Regions from separate parts of the Mus musculus genome. Here region 2 is linked to region 1. Evidence: chromatin loops called from intact Hi-C (ENCODE). Cell type or tissue: heart. All regions are shown on one strand.

Region 1 (2,500 bases):
TTTCAATTTTTGTCTGCTTGCTTGCTTGTTTTTTCCTTTTGGCTCAGGGCTCTGCTACACTAGAGCAAGAAACACTCCTTTTGCTGAACTGTGTGTGTTTTGCTCTCGATTCATGCAGTAAATTCCAAAACATCTTCAGCACGAGGTACCCTTTCAAATATATCCAAGGTAATGCTAATGACGCCGATGATGCTAATGAGGCGATTTCTTGGGAAAGTCCCTATGCGCACACAAAGGATAGAAACCCATCCACATAGCCAGTCTCTGGAGGAGAAATGGATGCAGGTCAGGTTGATTGCAATGGACAGTGGTTGACTCAAGAACAGCTACATAATGGAGCTGCCCTAAAATCCCAAATGAGGACTGGGTTTTGAGAACTTCCTGACAGTGTTTGAAAGCTCCTTTACCCTGTGAGCTCCCCTAGCCATTTCCTCATCGGATCTTTATCTTTCTTTTTACCCTTTTTCTGGAGACAGTGTCTTATGTAGCCTAAACGGGCCTCAGACTTACAGTAGAGGGTGACCTTGAACTCCTGATCTTCCTGCCAAGGCCTCCTAAGTGCTAGAGTTACAGCTATGTGCCACTGTTCCCTGTCCATCTTGCTGTTTATAATAAACTATTTGTTTCCATGAGTTTTATAAGCCACCCCGGCAAACTAAGATCTATAGGTAGGGCAGCCAGCTAGTTAGAAGTACAGGCAAATTAAACTGATGAACCCATAAAGTGCTTGCTGGGTAGGGAAACGTCACGCCCATTTGGTCTCAGTCATCTTCTCTGCAGAGCACTGAATAACAGGATAAAAGAAACTGAATTTATTCTCCCTCCATATTCTTAAGAATCCTTGTAGGAGTAGAAGACTTCCTCTTAGCCATCTAATGACTTGTCAAGACTTCCCGAACCAACAGAGGCATAGATGCTAGCCAGAGCTTCCCTCCCTGGCTCTCTTGCTGCTGCCCAGCCTCCTTTGACTTGGGCAGTGGATGCAGGAGATGGTGAGGAGCAGGCTCTTGGTGTGCTGCCCACCCTTAGCCCCGCTTCCTCTCAAATACAGTGGACTAGCAGTGTGAGCTCCCCACAGTCTGTGGGGGTTTTTGAGCCATGTGATCCTGTCCCTACCCGGTGCTGGCAAGCGTCCTGCAGGCAGGCTGCTTTCAAGATTGGACCAAAAGCCAAGTGGGGACAAGGGGCCCCATTCTTTGTAGCCTGCCGGCTCTGGCCGCTCACTCTCCTGGCACAGTTTTCAGATTTCCCGGTCTCCTCCCTGCTGTATTTCCTGTTCAGAGTTACTTTTTCCCAAGGTCAATTGGGAGGCTCTTAATTCTGGCAAAACTGGAAATGTGAAGAAAAATGAAAACTAACCAGGTTAATTCCAGTGATTGCTGGCACTACAAAGACATTAGGTAACTGCCTAACCCAGCATCCACCGCCCCTCTCCCATGACCCTGGAAGGCACTCTTTTAAGCGCTTTGTTTGCATTGCTCGGAGGTTCTCTAAAGTTCAGCTGCACATCTGGTTGGGAAAAAAGACACAAGCAGGCAGCACATGGTTCTTGCACACTAGCCACTCTGCAGCAGGGGCACACTGCTCGCACGTCTCATTGTGCTGTCTTCCTTGGTCCCTACCTCCTCTTCCAGCCTACTGCTTTGCTTGCTGTAAATCCTTTGTCACAGGTCAGAAGGTCAAAGCAATCTCTTGACCCCACCCCAATCCCCGAAATTGTCTTGTGTTTTTCAACTTCAAAAACCTTTGTCCTCACCACCTGCACTCACGGAAAGCCCTCCACACTCCTTTCCATGCAGCCAACCTAGATTTGTTTCTCCTTTATTCAAACCCAAGAGCAGGTCGGCCCTGGGCCAGTGCTTTCCCATCCGTTATCTCAGTCCACAAGGCCAGCATCCATGTCTTCTTATCTAGGGCTGACTCACCTGGAAGTGACCGTGATTTCCTCTCCCGTACTCTCTCTGTGGGTAATAGTCATTTGGCACCTAGCACATCTGAGCACTTTATAAGTAAGCAATCATTTGCTCATTCATTCATTTTTCTTTAAAGCAGCTGTTTCCTGAATATTATTGTCTGGAGACTGTGATGGATGTAGGGGATACAGAGGTGAATAAAATACCTTGATTGGCCCCAAGAAATTCAGTCCAGTGGTAAAAAAAAAAAAAGTGCTACCTGGAGCTAAGCTGGAGTTAGCTAAGCTGGCAAAGTGATTGCTTGCCTGGTCTGGGCTGGCTGCTCTTCCAGAAGGATCCAGATTCCAGTTCTCAGTATCCACATGATAACTCACAACCATCTGTAACTCCCATACCAGGGCATTCAATGTCCTCTTCTGGCTTTTTATAGCACCAGACATGTATGTGATAAATAGACATCCATGCAAGCAAAACATTCATACACATAACATATTTTTTTAAATGAGGGCTTGGTTTTGATCTACAGAGTCCAAGCACAAATGCCAGGTAATTTGGTACAGGTGTTTGTTATCTTAGGGCTGGGGAAG
Region 2 (2,500 bases), 100 kb before region 1:
CCGGCCTCTCCCGCCGCACCACCTGCTCGGACGTGGTGCGGGTGCTTTTGGAGGACGGCTGCCGGCGGCGCTGCAGGCAGCGGCGGGGCCAGCGACGGGGCTTGACGGAAGACCCTTCGGGCCAGTTGGAGCTGCCCGAGCCCCCGGACGAAAACGACGAGGATGACGACGACGCGATGCCCCCGGGCATGCTATGTGGGCCCCCGCAGTGCTATTGCATTGTGGAGAAGTGGCGCGGCTTTGAGCGCATCCTGCCCAACAAGACGCGGATCTTGCGCCTCTGGACTGCTTGGGGCGACGAGCAGGAGAATGTACGCTTCGTGCTGGTGCGCAGCGAAGCGTCGCTGCCCAACGCCGGACCGCGCAGCGCCGAGGCGCGGGTAGTGCTCAGCCGCGAGCGCCCCTGCTTGGCCCGGGGCGCCCCAGCACGGCCCAGCCTGGCCTTGACCCAGGAGAAGCAGCGGCGGGTGGTACGCAAGGCCTTCCGCAAACTGGCCAAGCTCAACCGGAGGCGCCAGCAGCAGCCGTCGTCACCTTGTTCGTCCACGTCGTCGTCCACCGCCTCGTCCTGCTCGTCGTCTGCTCGGACCCACGAGAGCGCGTCGGTAGAACGTATGGAGACGCTGGTGCATCTGGTGCTGTCGCAGGACCACACGATTCGCCAGCAGGTGCAGCGGCTCCGGGAGCTGGACCGCGAGATAGACCGCTACGAAGCCAAGGTGCACCTAGACCGCATGCGGAGGCACGGAGTCAACTACGTGCAGGATACCTATCTAGTGGGGGCCGGCATCGACCTGGACGGACAAACTCCTGAAGGGGAGCCGGAAGATGCGACACTGGAGGAGAAGGGGACAGAACCGGCGGCACCCCTGGACAGCGAGGCGCAGGCGGCAGCGTTGGAGGAGCTGGCCAGGCGCTGTGACGACCTGGTGCGGCTGCAGGAGGAGCGCGCCCAGCAGGAGGAGTTGCTAGAGCGCCTGTCCGCCGAGATCCAGGAGGAACTGAACCAGCGCTGGATGCAGCGGCGCAATGAGGAGCTGGCGGCTCGAGAGGAGTCCCTAGAGCCCGATGGTGGTCCGGATGGCGAGCTGCTGCTGGAGCAGGAGCGGGTCAGGACGCAGCTCAGCACCAGCCTTTACATCGGGCTGAGGCTCAGCACGGACCTGGAGGCCGTCAAGGCGGACTTGGATTACAGCCAGCAGCAGAGGGACATTAAGGAGCGCGAGCTTCAGGGCCTTCTCCAGAGTTTGCACACTTTTGAGCAGACGGTGGTGCATGATGGGGCTCTGGGTTCCAGCGGACCCTCTCGCGAACCTCAGCCTCAGACCTGTGCAGAAATGTGGGTAGACCAGGCCCGGGGACTGGCTAAGAGTTGCCCGGGCAACGATGAGGACTCAGATACTGGGCTGAGCTCCATGCATAGCCAAGACTCAGACTCGGTACCCCCTGTGTGTGAATCCCTTGTGTAGAAGTAGTAGGGAGCAAGCTTAGACGCTTGCAGAATGCACTGGTTTGGCCTGCTCAGGGACATGAAGTGAGGCCATGGGGGTGAGCTCAGAGTTCCCACGGATGGGTCTGGAGAGTGAGTGTGAAGGAGGGTCCTGGACAAGGAAGCCCTAAGCTTCTAAGCTTTAGAGGGAAGTGGAGTCAGGAGGTGAGAACCCCTCCCTGTTTTTTAAAAACACATTAGGTAAGTGATGAGGTCCAAGCCCATTTTCAAAACAAGAGAAAAGGAAAACATTACGGGACATTTTTTTTTTACCACTCCTGTGCATGGGAAGGACTGATGACAGCTAGAACTTTGGTCTGTGGCATAAAGTGCTGCTAAAAGAAAACACTTGGATGGAAAGGAAATTCCTTGAATGTTAATTGTGACTGGAAACGTGTTCAAACTAGCCAAAGAGGGCGCACTAGTGTTGGTCTCTGCCTTGCTTAACATCTTTGATAAAACCCATAGGCATCAAAATCCTGACTGTTTACATTTCTTCAGGTTTGGGAATTACCCATCTGCTAAATCATTTGCCTTTTATTTCTGTCAAAGGCCAAACTGCACTGGGATGCAAGGCTGGGCCTCTCCTTACTAAATACATTGTGTTAAAGGCTCCCCACCTTCAGCCTGAAACATAGCACTTTGAGTTATAAAATCCTGGCATACATAATCCAGGGTAAAAATGTAGTCTGGCTTTTTGGGGTGTGTTTCTGCAAAGGCAGAGGTGCTGGCTTGTAATTCATGATTCAATTACAGTTAAGAAGGGGGAGCTGCAGAAGGGGGTGCAGCCTGCTTTGCTGTTTTCAAAGAACGTTCTGGTGTCAGCTACAAGTTGGAAGTAAGAATCTCCGCATAGTGTTTAGCTGCTAACTACAGCTCCGTGATTAAACACCAGCTATGATCTTCATGAATTTTACCCAGACCCAAGTCCAACTTCAGTATCTTCGGTTGGAGATGAGGTTCTGGTTCTCAAGTAAACTGCAAGTGCCAATTAACTTCAGGTGCAAACAG

The links. Peaks named below come from ENCODE experiments on the same cell type or tissue, not always from the same donor. Only the 100,000 strongest peaks of a DNase experiment are listed, where the experiment ranks them.
Region 2: it touches region 1 in a loop (2.5-fold over the local background); 5 of 42 quality-filtered maps call a loop at or near these places.

What each region holds. Positions count from the first base shown.
Region 1 is chr7:113,058,243-113,060,742 of GRCm38, forward strand. No RefSeq gene overlaps it. Among named protein-coding and RNA genes, the nearest start is that of Gm40452, 8.9 kb to the left of the region's middle. In heart, no CTCF peak of the experiment used is centred here; a DNase peak (open chromatin) is centred at 1,139; H3K27ac peaks cover 1,180 bases.
Region 2 is chr7:112,954,252-112,956,751 of GRCm38, forward strand. It overlaps Rassf10 (Ras association (RalGDS/AF-6) domain family (N-terminal) member 10), which reads left to right. Exons shown (of 1, transcript NM_175279.3): 1 at 1-2,500. The coding sequence ends at 1,469. Among named protein-coding and RNA genes, the nearest start is that of Rassf10, 1.5 kb to the left of the region's middle. In heart, CTCF peaks have their summits at 948 and 1,902; a DNase peak (open chromatin) is centred at 900; H3K4me3 peaks cover 1,731 bases; H3K27ac peaks cover 1,786 bases; H3K27me3 peaks cover 1,520 bases.